2 separate regions of the Homo sapiens genome follow, and region 1 is linked to region 2. Evidence: read pairs that join two places in POLR2A ChIA-PET (ENCODE). Cell type or tissue: OCI-LY7. All regions are shown on one strand. Links, peaks and the distances in the headings refer to the core of each region. The heading gives the core; the rest is flanking DNA.

Region 1 (7,887 bases), core at 2,582-7,581, 86 kb before region 2:
CTCTCGCCTACACAGGTAGGCGAGAGACAAATGGTTGCATTGTTTTCAGTTTCTGATAAGTCTCTCCAAAGGAGGCATCAGAATATGCATCTGTCTCAGTGAGCAGAGGGATGACTGAATAGAACGCCAGGCAGATCGGCGCTGAGCAGTTCCCAGCTTGAAGGGGCCCAAGATACTTTCCTTTCACAGAAATATACTTGAAAGGGCAGCTGGGGATGTCAACACACAGGCAGCCCCACCTGCTGGCCCAGAGCCCTTGGTGTGGGTGTCCCTGGGTTCTGCCTCACTTTTGAGCAGCTTCCAGAGAATTCCTGCAAGAGCCACGTGGGATGGGCGGGAAGAGCAAGTGGCTCCAGGGAGTGCCCCTGGCCAGCCTCTCAACATACAGGCCTCGGGCCCAAAGGGGCCTTGCTGTGTAGGGGCTCTGCCCGCAGCCGGGCCGGCCCTGCCCTGGGAGGGGAGTGTGCACTGGGAGACTGACTGCACCTGCTGGCTTCCCATGAGGGTCTCGGCTGATAGAGGGCAGCACCAGGCAGCATGGGGTGGGGGTTGGGCCTGGCACCAGGGAGGCAGGATTGGAGCTAGTGAGGCAGCCGCCAGGCTCAGCCTCTATCCCTGCACTGCAGGGCCCGGAAACAGCAGAGCGAGACCCTCAGGCTTTGCAGGGCTGTGGGAGAGGCACAAACACCATCTGAGGATGGGTTTAGGGCGCTCTCCTCCCTGCAAACCCTCTTTGGCTGGTCAGGGTGGTGCCTGTTTTAGAGGCACCTCAGGTTAGGGAAGGAAGCAGAGGGACAGGCCCCTGGGCGCCTTGCGCCACCCCCCTGCATGCCCTGAGCCATCTGCTGCCCGCCCATCATGCCTCCCTCCTCCGGGCCCCTCATGCTGTGGGTGACACAGCTTCCAGGCCATGTGCACGTCACACCTCGGGTAGCCAGGAAAAATTCCTAGAAGGGGATCAGCCAGGTCAAAAGTAGAGCACATTTGAGATTTTTGGAAACATATTGCAAAATTTTGCTGCGAGCCAATTCATACTTCCGTCAGTCCCGTGTACGGGCACCCATTGCCTACTCTCAAACACTATGAGTTTAAAAGGTCTTTATTTTTGCCAACATGATAGGCCAAAAAAAGATTTTAAAAGACTGTCTTTCAGATATTCATGTTTGCATTTCTTTGATTAGAAGTGGAGTTGAACATTTTTCAGATTTTAGGAGCTTTTCTTTTTTCTTGAGACGGGGTCTCTCTCTGTAGCCAGGCCGGAGTGCAGCAGCTCAGTCACAGCTCACTGCAACCCCTACCTCCTGGGCTCAAGCGATCCTCCCAACTCAGCCTCCTGGGTAGCTGGGACTACACGTGTGCACCATCATGCCTGTTTATATTTTTGTAGGTGTGGGGTGTTACTATATTGCCCAGGCTGGTCTTGAACTCCTGGACTCCAGCTATCCTCCCACCTCAGCTTCTCAAAGGGCTGGGATTTACAGCCATGAGTTACCACACCTGGCCTTTAGGAGCTATTTTTATGTTTTCTGTGAAAGCTCATCAACTTTCTTTTCTCTCCCAGCTTTATAAAGGTATAATTGACAAACAAGAAGAGTACCTAGGCCAGGTGCGGTGGCTTACGCCTGTAATCCCAGCACTTTGGGAGGCCGAGGTGGGTGGATCATTTGAGGTCAGGAGTTTGAGACCAGCCTGCCCAACATGGTGAGACCCCGTCTCTACTAAAAATACAAAATCTAGCTGGGGATGGTGGCGCGTGTGTGTAGTCCCAGCTACTTGGGAGGCTAAGACAGGAGAATCGCTTGAACCCAGGAGGCGGAGGTTGCAGTGAGCCGAGATCATGCCATTGCACTCCAGCCTGGGCAACAGAGTGCGACTCTGTCTCAAAAAAAAAAAAAAAAAAATTAGCTGGGGGTGGTGGCAGGCGACTGTACTCCCAGCTACTCAAGAGGCTGCTGCAGGAGAATAGTTTGAACCCGGGAGGCAGAGGTTGCAGTGAGCCGAGATTGTGCTACTGCACTCCAGCCTGGGCGACAGAGCAAGACTCCATCTCAAGAAAAAAAAAAAAAAAAAAAAAAAAGAATCGTATGTAGTCGCAGTGGCTAATGTGACGTTTTGATGCCTGTTGGCTTGGAGCCTTGCTTGTGTTTCTCATGTGGGATGCAACGGCAGATTCTCAACATTTAAAAAACACCTACGAATCAACGGGCCACTTAGTAAATTAGTAAATACTCACTAGCCGTTTGTCAATGGGTTAACTTGTGACTCAATCTGATTTCCCTAAAACAATTTCAACCTACTCTTTTTCCAGGTCATTTTAAACTCTCAGAGTGAACGTCTTGATAGGACCGACAAGACGCATGACATGTACTTAGAAAGCTTATCTTAGAGCCACACTGAGATTGGAACCCGCAAAATATGCCAGGTGAGAGAGCCTTCTCCGACTTTGAACATGTAAGAGGAAGCCCATGAGAATTTTTCCATGAAGCATGTTGTCTCATAATTCAAAAATTAACGCATAAAAATAGATTATCGAGATAAAAACTAGCTCAGCAATAATAAATCTAGAGGTGCTACATGGAGAAATGAAGGACTGATTTCATAATTCTTTCGTGAAGTTCTGGGAAGCCAGGAACGGGAATGAGGGCATAGTTGGTGGCTCCTGGGAGGGCGACACAGTACTGAGTCAGGGGGCTGTCCCACAGGTCCCAGGGGAGCCCTGCACGGTCTGGGCCATGAGGAGCTGACCACCAGCCCCCCGCATCCATGCGTCTCCTGGTGCCGTTGCCCCTACTTCTGACCCACCAGGAAGGCTCTCTTCCCAGGAGGTCACTTGTGGCAGGAGGCGGGGGAGCGGGGGACAGCCTCCTCACCAGATGGGCACAGAGCCACAGACACCACGGACCTGGTGTCCAGAGGTGAAGGTCCCAAGGCTGCGTGAGGCCTGGAGCAGGGGGTGCGGGACTGAGGGGCACCGAGGCCCTGACTGAGACCGCACGGGCGACGATGTGTGGGGTGGGGGAGCCGTAGGAAGTCGGGGAGGGAACAGACCAGAGCGGCTCTGTGCAGGCTGAGGTGGGAGGGACCCCTCTGGCCACCCCGGGTCTTGCCTGCATCTCCCCTTGTGTTTTGGATTCTGGCTCTGCCTCCCAGGGCCTGTGATTGTCATGAAAGAGACGGGGCCGTGTAGGGGGCCCGAAACTTCCTCTGAGCTCAGGACTCGCACAGCGGGGCTGGGGCACTCGTTTGATGGGAAAAGAGCCATCTGGGTGAAGAACAGTGAGTGCAAACACAGGCGTTGGGCCTCCCACCCGAGAACTGCCTTCACTGCCCCCCGCCGCCCGCCACAGGCCTGTGTCTTGGGCGAAGTGGTGACAACTGAGTGTGAGGCAGCCCAGTCACACCCACTCTCTCCCTCTGCCCAGGGAGGAAGGTGAGCAAGGGACACGACACTCACCCGGAGAAACCCAGCAAGCGCAGCGAGGCTGTGGGGAGACCGGAGCCCTGCACACCGCCGGGGGAAGGTGGGCCAGCGCCACCACCGTGGAGAACAGCGCGGAGGCACCCCACGAGATGAGACGGAACTGCCGTGAGATCCAGCAATGCCAACTGTGGGTCTGACCCAGGAGAACGGAAAGCAGGGACGTGAACAGCCCTCCTCATGTTCTTGACACCGTCATTCTCAGCAGCTCAGCTAAGGCACAGAGGCAGCCGAGCGTCTGTCAGCGGAGTCGTGGCTGAGCAGAACACGCCACACGCCACACGCCACACGCCACACGTGCAGGATTGCTCAAGATGGAAGGGCACAGTGGAATATATATATATATTTATATTTTTGGCGAGACCCTGGAGGACACACTGAATACAATGGAATACCATCCCGCCTTTGAAAGGAAGGGAAATCCTGGCACACGCTGCAACAGGAGGGAGCTTGAGGACACTGTGGTGAGTGGAGCACGTGAGACACGGAAGGACACACGCTGAAGACACGCAGAGATGCCCACCCACGTGGGGAGGTGACAGGGGAGCCCAGCGCACAGAGACAAAGTGGAATGGAGGCCTGGGGGCTGGGAGCAAATGCGGAGCGAGTGCTTCCTGGGGCAGAGTCTCCGTTTGGGAAGATGAGAAGGTTCTGCCGACGGATGCTGGCGATGGTTGCAGAAGAATGTGAATGTGCCCAATGCTACTGAAAAACGGTTACAATGGTAAATTCCTTGTTATGTGTATTTTGCCACAATTTTCCACTTTTTCAATTTTTTTTTCTTGCGATTGAGTCTCACTCTATCGCCCAGGCTGGAGTGCAGTGGCACAATCTCGGCTCACTGCAGCTTCTGCCTCCCAGGTTCAAGGGATTCTCCTGCATCAGCCTCCCAAGTAGCTGGGATTACAGGTGCCCACCACGCCTGGCTAATATTTGTATTTTTAATAGAGATGGGATTTCACCATGTTGGTCAGGCTGGTCTGGAACTCCAGACCTCGGGTGATCCACCTGCCTTGTCCTTCCAAAGCGTTGGGATTGAAGGAATGAACGGCCCATGGGGCCGAATTTTTTTTTTTTTTTTTTTTTTGAGATGGAGTCTTGCTCTGTTGCCCTGGCTGGAGTGCAGTGGCGCAATCTCTGCCTTCCGGGTTCACACCATTCTCCTGCCTCAGCCTCCCAAGTAGCTGGGACTGCAGGCACCTGCCACCACGCCTGTCTAATTTTTGTATTTTTAGTAGAGACGAGTTTTCACCAGGTTAGCCAGGCTGGTCTCGAACGCCTGACCTCTAGTGATCTCCCCACCCTGGCCTCCCAAAGTGCTGGGATTACAGGCGTGAGCCACTGCGCCCAGCTGAATTTTTTAAATGCACAAAAACAAGTGGCCTGGCATGGTGGCTCACACCTGTAATCCCAGCACTTTGGGAGGCCAAGGTGGGCAGATCACCCAAGGTCAGGAGTTCAAGACCAGCCTGGCCAACCTGGTGAAACCTTGTCTCTACTAAAACTACAAAAATTAGATGGGCGTGGTGGCGAGTGCCTGTAGTCCCAGCTACTCGGGAGGCTGAGGCAGGAGAATCACTTGAACTTGGGAGGCAGAGGTTGCAGTAGCAGAGATCACGCCACTGCACTCCAGCCTGGGCATCAACACAGTTTTTTGAGACTACGTCTCAAAAAAAAAAAAAAGAAAAAAAAAGAGCGACACAATGGGGCCGCAGGGCTGACCCCGTTCGGGGTGACTTGCCCCATCGTGCTGGAGGTCAACAGGCCCTCAAGTACAGGAGGGAGGTCAAGGAAACTACGACATTTGCATGTGGAAGGTTCCTGAGGCCAGCGGGCTGGACAGTGCCCAGGGACCCCTGACCTCGCGCCAGGGCACAGCTGAAGTTTGCCCCGCCCGGGGCTGCTGTGGCCCAATAAGTTTGGCAACGCTCTGTCCGTCCGTCAGGTGCTGAGGCCAGGTCTGTCTGCGGCTTCCTGCTGACCTGGAGGTGGGACTCCATGATCTGTAACCACAGAAGGCCCAGAAGCATGAACTCAGCCAGAGTGGGCAGCCAGGACACTGGAGCTGGTGGCGCTGGCAGAGCTTGGGGAAGTCACACCACTGCACACCCTGCGTGACCTCTAGCAACCCCCTGGCTGGAAAGGATGAGTTTCTGACCTCGGAGAGCTGTGTTTGAGGCAGGTTGCTGAGATCACTTTGATCTCCTTTTCTTTTGCCCTCTCCCACATTTAAGGACTTTTGTGATTCCATTGGGCCCACCAGATAGTCCAGAATAATCTCTTTATTTTACTGTCAGCTAGTTAGCAACCTTCATTCAACTTGCAACCTTAGTTCCCCTTTCCCGTGTAACCTGCCATATCTACATGTCCCAAGGATTAGGATTCAGACATCTTTTGGGTGGGGTCATTAGTCTCCTGCCACCGAGAGGAGGGGTATCACATGACATAGTAATAAGAGGATCAATTCACCAAGAAGACAGAACCATCTGTGACTCCTATGCCCCAATTCACAGTAGCTTCAAATACGTAAAGCAAGCACTGGGAGAATACAAGGAGAGGTGGACAAATCCACCACTCCCACAGGAGCTTATAATTATCTTTTTTAGTAATTGATAGTTCACACAGGCAAATATGTGGTAAGACTACAGATTAGCCGGGCGCAGTGGCTCACGCCTGTAATCCCAGCACTTTGGGAGGCCAAGGAGGGCAGATCACCTGAGGTCGGGAGTTCAAGATAAGCCTGACCAACATGGAGAAACCCCATCTCTACTAAAAATACAAAATTAGCTGGGTGTGGTGACGCATGCCTGTAATGCCAGCTACTCAGGAGGCTGAGGCAGGAGAATCCCTTGAATCCGGGAGGCAGAGGTTGCAGTGAGCTGAGATCGTGCCACTGCACTCCAGCCTGGGCAACAGAGCAGAGGGAGAGACTCCATCTCCAAAAAAAAAAAAAAAAAAAAAAAGACTACAGGTTAGGAATTAGGATGAGGCAGTGCCCAGCTATGGGGCCAGGTGGGAAGTGGAGGCAAAGTGGGTCAGCGCTGGAAGGGCATAGTAGCAGCGCCTAACAGACTGCTTAGAAAAGCACTCACACAGCAATTACAGGATCAACATTCTTTTCAAACACACAAGCAACTTTTTTTTTTTTTTTGAGAAGGAGTCTCACTCTTGTTGCCCAGGCTGGAGTACAGCGGCACGATCTCAGCTCACTGCAACCTCCGCCTCCTGGGTTCAAGTGATTCTCCTGCCTCAGCCTCCAGAGTAGCTGGGATTACAGGTGCGAGCCAGCACGCCCAACTATTTGTTTTAAATTTTTAGTAGAGACAGGGTTTCTCCATGTTGGCCAGGCTGGTCTCAAACGCCTGACCTCAAGTGATCTGCCTGCCTCAGCCTCCCAAAATGCTGGGATTACAGGTGTGAGCCACCATGCCGGGCCAGAAGCAACATTTTTGAAAACCTCAGTGAGTTACAAAGACTCAGCATTGCCCAGACACAATGGCTCACGCCTGTAATCCCAGCACTTTGGGAAGCTGATGCAGGCGGATCACCTGAGATCAGGAATTCGAGACCAGCCTGGCCAACATGGTGAAACCCCGTCTCTACTAAAATACAAAAATTAGCCAGGCATGGTGGCACGTGCCTGTAATCCTGGCTACTTGGGAGGCTGAGGCAGGAGAATTGCCTGAACCCAGGAGGCAGAGGTTGCAGTGAGCCGAGGTTGTGCCACTGCACTCCAACCTGGGCCACAAGAGCAAAACTCCATTTCAAAAAAAAGAAAAAAGAAAAATGATTCAGTATTGCCCAGCCTGCATTCTTTGTCCATGACGCTGCTAGGTTGGAGATCCACTATCTAATAATTGCTCTAAAAAATCAATTTGGAAATGTTTTAAACACCTGCGTGTGTCTAGTCTGAGCTACCACAAAGCTTCTATCCTTTCTTCCCACAGTAGAGTCTCTCCCAGGTGGTTTCCAGGGACTCCCGTCCTCACTCTTGTCTCTGTCCCACAGGAAACGCCACCCCAGTGACCACCACTGCCCCGTGGGCCTCCCTGGGCCTCTCCGCCAAGACCTGCAACAACGTGTCCTTCGAAGAGAGCAGGATAGTCCTGGTCGTGGTGTACAGCGCGGTGTGCACGCTGGGGGTGCCGGCCAACTGCCTGACTGCGTGGCTGGCGCTGCTGCAGGTACTGCAGGGCAACGTGCTGGCCGTCTACCTGCTCTGCCTGGCACTCTGCGAGCTGCTGTACACAGGCACGCTGCCACTCTGGGTCATCTATATCCGCAACCAGCACCGCTGGACCCTAGGCCTGCTGGCCTGCAAGGTGACCGCCTACATCTTCTTCTGCAACATCTACGTCAGCATCCTCTTCCTGTGCTGCATCTCCTGCGACCGCTTCGTGGCCGTGGTG
Region 2 (7,887 bases), core at 903-5,902:
CTGCCTCCGTGTAAATAGAGTCGTTTTCTATCTTTGTGACCGTTAGGTTTTTGTGTCAGCCTTTTTAGGGTATTGCAATGGGGGGAGGCCCAGAAGGGGCCTGGAATCAGGTCCCCACCTTTCAGGCCTGAGGAGCCCCTGAGGCCTCTCCCACCCCATTTGCCGGCAAGTGCCCCTGCCCTGGGGCTGGGACAGAGCCTTCCCTGCCCTTGAAGTCCTCTGGCCTACTTGAGGACCCCTTCTCTGTGTGCCCACCTCAGGCCACCCTGGCATCCCGTGGCGGGGGCAGCCCTCTCAGCTGCACCTTCCCACCTCTTCCCATGCCGTTGGGGCCTGGTGCAGGTGCAAGCCGTTCCATCGCTGACCTCCCAGGCTGGGTCTGACCCCTCGCTGCCCCTAAGGCCTGGGCTGGGCCTCGGCTGTGTGGGCCTGCTCCAGACTGCCTGTTGGAGGCACGTCCACACCCAGGCTATGGGCACAGGGCTGGCACACTGGGATCCCAGGGGGGCTACACGTAGCACAGCTGGTTGAGTCCTGCTGGAGCCTCCTGGCTGCCCAGAGCAAAGAGGAGTGGGGGCTAAGGGCCCAGGGTGCAGCAGGGTGAGGTGACCAGGAGGTGGGCCAGGCAGCTGGAGCTCTGGATAGTGGGGGACTTGGGGTCATGGGACTCAGGTGTTTCTCAGCCACCACTTGTATTGAAATGACGGGGAAGGATGGGAGGCTTGTTAAAAAAAAAAGCTAGGCCAGTGCGGAGGCTCACACCTGTAATCCCAGCAGTTTGGGAGGCTGAGGCAGAAGGATCACTTGAGCCTAGGAGTTTGAGACTAGCCAGGGCAACACAGGGAGACCTTGTCTCTACAAAAAATTTAAAAATTAGCCAGGCGTGCTGGTGTGTGCCTGCAGCCCCAGCCACTTGGGAGGCCAAGGCGGGAGGATCACCTGAGCCCATGCGTATGAGATCAGCCTGGACAATATGGTAGGATCCTATCTCTACAAAAAATTTTTAAAATTAGCCAGGTGTGGTGGCGTCACCTGGAGCCCCAGCCACTTGAGAGGCTGACACGGGAGGATGGTTTGAGTCCAGGAGTTTGAGGCTGCAGTGAGCCATGATCGCACCACTGCACTCCAACCTGGGTGAGAGAGAGACCCTGTTTCAAAAAATGCTGCTTCCTGAGCCCCACCGCACCCTGCTTACCAGATACCCTGGTGCTTCGAGGTGTGGTGGCCGCTGTGAGTTTGGGCTGAGCGGGCTGAAGGGAGGCCAGGGTCGGCTGCCCTGGGGGCTCAGGCAGGTGGCAGATGACCAGGCCCCAAGGTCACTGGCCCAGTGACCATGGGGGCAGGCCCTTAGGCTATGCCTCTCCTCCCTTCTGGGCCAGCCTCTGTCCTGGCCCCCATAGGGAAACTGAGACACAGGGTTTGTGCAGAGCCTGCCTAGGAGGGACCTGCCTCAGGCCTGTGTCTGTCCACACAGCAGGACCTGGCGCACACTAAGGCACTCACCAGACTGGGCTGGCTGTGTGACTCAGAGCGGTCTGTTCCTCTGCAGTCAGCTGCTCAGGCTGGGGGTGGGCACTCAGGGTGGGGTCCCCAGCTCCAAGAAGCTGAGTGAGTGTTGGGGGCTGGCCAGGCTCCTGGCCCATCAGGGGACCCGCCCACTCCCTCTGGTGGGATGTGGGGGTCCTGGCAGGGTCCAGAGCCAGCCCTAGGAGCAGGCAGAGGCGGGACAATGGGGGGAGGAGCTGTGGAGGGAAGAACCGGGCGTGGCAGGGGGAGGTGGCCAGTTGGGATCTTCGCTTCTGGGCCAGTTGGGAGAGCGTCTGTAGCTTCCTTGGTAAGTGGCTCCTGTGTCCATGTCCGGACACCTGCTTGCCTCACTCTTCCGCGGGTCTGTGGGGGCCAGCAGGCCACCAGCAAGGGGGGCTGGAGGAACAGAGCTGGGCTAGGCATCCCCCGACCTGCAGCTGACAGACGGGCAGGGGTGTTAGTTCACCGTGGCTCCAGCCAGGGCCAGCGGGCTGGGCAGGGATGTCAGGGAGAAAGCCCCGGAGCCCCTTCTCCTGGGTCCTGGTCCCTGGGGTGCCGGCGGAGCCCAGGCCATACAAGGTGTGTGGCAGGACACCAAGCTGTGGGCCCTGGGCAGGTAGGGGACAGTGGCTCTTGTTTCCAAGGAGCCTGGGTGTGGGGGGAGGTGAATGCCAAGAGCACCCACATTCAGGGCAGCCGCAGGTCTGCAAGTCCCCAAGGTGGGCGTGGGGCCTGGAGAAGGGTCCTCAGATGACCGTGTGCTTGCTTGGTGCACAGGGGCCCTGGGTGGCTGTGGAGGGTGGTTGCTTCCAAAGGCCAGGTTTACTCTCCTGGGGGTGCCCGAGGTGGGCTGTGGGGGCCTGGGGCGATGGGTAGCTCCATCACAGGGTCACACTGCCCTGGACGTCTGTGGGGCCGGCCTTTCAGCCCAGGGAAACTGGCTCAGGCTAGCCCGCCTGGGATGGATGGGAGCATGGGGCTGTTCCTTTTGGCTGCCAAATCCCTTGGAGAGGTGGCACATGTGCTACCCTGTGCCTCAGTTTCTCCAGGAGCAGAAGGAGATGAACTGGGCCCACCTGCTGCCCTCCCATCCCCATCAACTGGCTCCCACCCTCAGGCTTACCAGGCTTTTCCAGGAGATCTGACAAGCTCCTTCCTTTTTCCCATGCACTGCCTGCACTAGCATTTATTATGCACCTACTGTGTGCCAGGCTCTGAGTGCTTGGTGAGCAAAGTGTTCTGGGGACCAGGGAGCCGGCAGTGTCCAGAAGCCATGGCAGGGTGGCCAAGCTCAGTCTGTGAATTTGCCCAGCAGAGAAGACAGCCTGGGAAAGCCCAGAGAGAGAGCGCCTGTGGCCCAGGCAGGCACAGTGAGGGCTGGAGAGGCTGGGGATGTCGGCTAGGGCTAGAGCAGGCACGGAGAGGCTGCCAGGCCAGTCTGACCGATGGATGGCACCAGGGAGCTACGAAAGGTTGTTTCGGGAGAGGGTGATGTGAATAGCCTCACGGGTGCAGCTGGGCTGCAGTGGGGAATGGCTGCTGGATGGGCAAGGAGCCCAGCTCCCAGGTCTAGGGGACTGAGTCTGGCTTCCCCAGCCCTCCTGCAGCCTTGGAGGCAGACACAGAGGCAGGAGCAAGAGCCTGAGCTCATCCCGAGAGAGTTATCTCAAGAAGCATCGGGGAGGGGCGGGGGATGTTGCTCAGGGAAGTCTGAAGGTCTCATGACAGTCAGCCCGCTTGGCACCTTCTTCATGAAGTTCCACGACTGGGTGAGGCCCAAGTGCGGCCGGCTGTGTGTGCCTGTGTCTGGGTGGGCACCAGGTTTCCAGCCCGAGGGCAGTGACTCCCACAGGGCTCCCGCCTCCATGGCCTCACTCTGGGCTGTCCATGGGTGTTCAGAGGGAGGAGCCCAGGCCAGACACACAAGTGCACACACGCCCTAGCACCTGAGCACGTACATCCTGTGAGCACACACGTGTGCACACACACCTGCAAACCTGGAGTGGGCCATTCGTTCCTCCCACCCAGGATGGACTTTTCCGGCCACTGGAGAGCCAGTCTCCTCCCTGCCAGCCCCCAGGGCCCTGGGGACTTGCAAATGCACCCAACCATGCCCTCCCACCTGGAGGCCAGAGATGGGGCCCTGGGGCTGCCAGTTTAGAGGCAAACTTGGATTTTGTTTAAGCAAAATCCACCTCCTCCCCCCACGGACCTGTTCTGGACCCTCCAAGAACTCTCATTTAGCTGGTGGCTGGTGGGAGTCCTCAATCTGGACCCAGCTGTGGAGCAGGGGTGTTGGTGAGCCTCTGCCACACTCCCCGCCTGTGTTCCTTCTCCCCTCCCGCTCGGCCCCTCCCCGCCTCCCGGCCAGGATCTGCTCGTCCCCCAGACACACTGCCTGAGGCCCCGCCTGCTCAGGCCCTGCGCCAGGATAGTCCAGTTCTCGGGGAGGCAGCTTTTCTGGGCCAGGGTGGGTGTCCTCTGCGGCTTTCACTGTGGTACCACCCCCACCTGCCCTGGCATGCAAGGGACTGACCTGGGTCCCGGGGTCCCTCCACAAGGTTCAAGTTTTCACCCGCAGGAATGTTAATGGTAGTGTTGAGGCCAGGGCGCTGGGGGGCCCGGGGAGTGGGGGAAGGGCATTGGGGAAGGAACCAGGTGCCAACGGCCTGACCAGCTGGGCCTGGCTCAGGCGAGTCACCTCCACATTCTCCTCTGTGAAGTGGGGCTTTGGTGACCGTCAACAAACAGTGTCATGATTCAGGTGATGGGGCCACTTGCAGAGCCTGTCTGGGAGAACCGGAGGCCGGGCGGGCAAAGGCGGCCTCCCCTGCGCTCTGCGGCCGAGGCGGGGCTTCCTCAGGAGCTCGGGCCTGGGAGGCGGTGCTCTTGGCGGGGGACTGGGATACTGGGGGCCTTCCTCTCTCTCCCGACTGGCGCGGGTCCGAGGCCGGTAGCCTGGCTGCGCAGCCTTATCCCGAGGCGGGCAGGATTTCCCCCTTCCTGTTTGTGTTCCTGGGCCAGGCTCCTGCCAGCCCAGTGACTGGAGGGGTCCCCACTGCGCAGCTCTGTGGCCAGAGGCAGGTCTGCCGCTCGCTGAGCCTCTGCACTCCATCCCCACTACAGGCAGTGTAGGAACAGCCGCTCCCAGTGCGGTGGCTGAGGGTGGGGCTGGGGACTGTCCCGCGTGGGCCAGTGGCAGGACCAGGCACGAGGGCCAGCAGGAGCAGGGCTGGTCACGTCTCCTCCTCCTTCCCCCATGCAGGTTCCCAGCACAGGGTGTGCCCAGGGCTTGCTGTCGACACCCTCCCTCACCGGCCCCAACACCCACAAGACTACCCTGGAGAGATTTGGGAGTGCAGCCGGCTGTGCCCAGCTCAGGGGCCCTTGACCGTGGTGCCCACCCCCAGCCCAGCAGACCTGTGTTTCCCTGCCTGGCGAGTCCCTTCTCCGAGGAGTTGCCCTCCTGACCCTTTCTTGGGCCTCACAGCAGCTGCCCCCCACCCCCAACCCATCCAGGCTCCTGCCAGCTGGGTGGGGCTTTTTGGCTGGGGAGGCTGCGGAGGGACGGGGAGGCGGCTGGGTTTCTGGGCAGCCTCAGAACACCTGCCCCACCCTGAGTGCTAGGCAGGGCCTGGGACACCCGGTCTCCGAGGCAGTGGAGCCCCTCCCCACTCATGACCCCAGCTGCACCTGCTGCCAGGGGAGCAGCTGTGGGCCAAGTGACCCAGGGACCCTCCTCTGCCCCCAGCCCTGCTAGGTAGTTGCCCCAGCTCCACACCTACTGGCTGGGTCCCCTTGGGTAAGTGGCTCCCCTCCCCCAGCCTCAGTTTTCACATATGTTACCCACCTTGGGGATTGAGCGGCAGGGTCTGGGCAGAGCAGGAAGGGAAACTGAGGCCAGAGAGTGGCTTACCTGCCATTGCCCTTGGCTTAGCGGTGGGCAGGCTCTGGCCAGATTCCTGTCCCTTTCCTTGGCACCACCCCGTCCCACGAATTTGTTGTGGGTCTGGTGTGGCTGGAGCTCCAGGCAGCTCCAGAGGGGCTGGGGTGGCCCCAGCTGGTGGTCCCTCAGGGTTGTGGGGTGCACTGGGGAGCCCTGGCAGGGCCACGTGGAGGGAGTGGGAGGGGGCAGGTGGGCAAGGAGTGGAGGGTTTGGCAGCCATCTGGGAGGCAGAGCGGTGGGGCTGGCCAAGTTCTGTCTGTGCAGGTTGGGGGTGCGTCCAGGTGGGAGCAGCAGGGGCCCTGTCAGGTGGTGGGGCAGTGTCTGAATGCAAAGGTGAGTGAGATGGGCCCAGGTGGCCAGGACAGAGCTGTGCAGAAGGGAGACAGGGTCTTGCCCCTTCACTGCCTGGTTAGGGAGAAGGGGCCTGTGGAGGAGATCGTGTTGTGGGGTTGCCAGGGGTACAATTCTTGGGCTGACACCGTGGGCAAGGCTGGTTTGGCAGGTGGGGGAAACGGAGGTTGTGGCTCTGCTGGGGGGTTATGGAGGCCAGGGGTCTGGGCCTGGCCCCCGGAGCAGTAGGAAGGTGGCGGGGCCGGGATGACGTGGGGGTGAGTGTTGATGCCTCCTGGCACTGACCCAGCCCTGCCTGCCCTCACCTCCTGCCCTTCTCTTCCTTCGCTTGAGAGAACCTCCTCCAGGAGACACCATCCTCCAGCCCTGCCAGGCCTGAGAGCAGAGCCAGAGGGGACCTGGGCTGTGAGCCATCTTGCAGAAGGGCAAGGAAAGGCCCGTGAAGCGGTGAGGGAGTGGCAGGGGCCCGCGCAGGCAGAGGTGCTCTTGGGATGAGCAGGCATGGCCCTGGGGGTGCCTCTGCGGGAGCAGTGTCTGTAGCCCAGCAACCCACAGTCAGGGCAGGCAGGGTGGTCCACATATCCATGAGGGAATGAAAGCTCAGAGAGGGGATGAGCTTGCTCAGGGCCACACAGCACACTGGCCAGAGGAGCAGCCAGACCTAGACCACTGCCGGGACTGGGCCTCCCCATCTGTCTTCGTGGGACAGTCCCCAAGGCCAGGACACCTACCGCAGGGGACAGGGAGCAGCTGGTCCCCGAGGCCAGCACACCACCCCAAAGGATAGGGACATGCTCCTTCCCAATCAGTGTCCTACCAGCAACTGGGTCTGGGGCAGGGATGGGGGCCTTAGTTCTGAGACCCTCCTTGTCACTGCAGGAGGGAGGCCCTGGAGCCCAGGCCAGGGCGCCAGAGTTGGCGTAAGATTGGTACTGTTTCTTCTTGGAATATTTAGAGTATAATTCAGAGTGGGGTTGAGACTGGAGTCCTTTTTGTGGGACGGTTTTAAATAAGGGATTTGATTTTTTCTTTTCTTTTCTTTTCTTTTTTTTTTTTTTTTTTTTGAGACAGAGTTTTGCTTTTGTTGCTGAGGCTGGAGTGCAATGGCATGATCTTGGCTCACTGCAACCTCTGCCTTCTGGGTTCAAGTGATTCTCCTGCCTCAGTCTTCCTAGTAGCTGGGATTACAGGCGCCTGCCACCATGCCCAGCTAATTTTTGTATTTTTAGTAGAGATGGGGTTTCACCATGTTGATTTTTAAATCGTTACAAAAATACTTGGATTATCCATCGGGGCGTCCGTCCTATCTTTTGGCTTCCCTGGGCTACATTGGAAGAAGAAGAATTGTCTTGGGTCACACATAAACTACACTAATGATAGCTGATGAGCTAAAAGAAACAATTGCAAAAGAGTGTAATAAAGTTTTAGGAAGTTTATGAATTTGTGTTAAGCCGTATTCAAAGCTGTTCTGGGCCACATGCGGCCTGTGGGCCGTGGGTTGGACAAGTTTGGTTCTTCTTGTGGGTTTTCTAGGAATATATCCAATCAATCGAAATTTTCAGATTTATTAGTGTAAAGTTTATAATTGTGTTTGATTTTATATAGAATTCTAAAATTTTTTATGGAGAAAGGGTACAAACCATGGCACACCCAAGTAATTAGTCCTCTCCAGGAGACCCTGTCTGCCTGCTCCCCCTGGTGACTTCAGCCCTAGGTGGCCTGAGCCTGACTGTGAGCTGGATGTGACGGGCTCCCCCGGTACGAGCGCTTTTTATATCTAGCTTCTGTGTCTCAACCTTGTGTTTGTGAACTTCATCCACGTTGCACATAGGCATAGTTTATACCATATACTGTTCCATTGGACAAATACCTCGCATTTTTTTTTATTCTACTGTTGATGGACATTTGAATCTCTGGTTTCTGGGTGCTGCAGATTATACTGAGATGGATGTTCCTGCATCCATCTTTTGAGGGACATATGTGCGCATATTTCTTGGCTCTGCCCCTGGCTATGAGTTGCTGGGCCACAGGGTAAGGCTCTACCAGGCTGTTTCCAAGTGGTT

What was found. ChIA-PET counts read pairs that join two places held together with the same protein. Peaks named below come from ENCODE experiments on the same cell type or tissue, not always from the same donor. Only the 100,000 strongest peaks of a DNase experiment are listed, where the experiment ranks them.
Region 1: POLR2A ChIA-PET joins it to region 2 with 6 read pairs; 13 of 35 experiments call an interaction of 5 or more read pairs at or near these places.

What each region holds. Positions count from the first base shown.
Region 1 is chr14:105,051,702-105,059,588 of GRCh38, reverse strand. GPR132 (G protein-coupled receptor 132) reads left to right here. Exons shown (of 4, transcript NM_013345.4): 2 at 2,309-2,422; 3 at 3,423-4,202; 4 at 7,487-7,887. The coding sequence starts at 4,169. It overlaps LOC124903398 (a long non-coding RNA gene), which reads right to left. Exons shown (of 2, transcript XR_007064368.1): 2 at 3,812-4,180. Among named protein-coding and RNA genes, the nearest start is that of GPR132, 9.8 kb to the left of the region's middle. RefSeq lists an enhancer at 3,204-3,979. In OCI-LY7, for the core only: no CTCF peak of the experiment used is centred there; no DNase peak of the experiment used is centred there.
Region 2 is chr14:104,964,403-104,972,289 of GRCh38, reverse strand. The region is part of intron 1 of AHNAK2 (AHNAK nucleoprotein 2); the gene reads left to right. Among named protein-coding and RNA genes, the nearest start is that of AHNAK2, 10 kb to the left of the region's middle. RefSeq lists enhancers at 2,722-3,455, 4,191-4,924. In OCI-LY7, for the core only: no CTCF peak of the experiment used is centred there; a DNase peak (open chromatin) is centred at 3,609; H3K4me3 peaks cover 856 bases.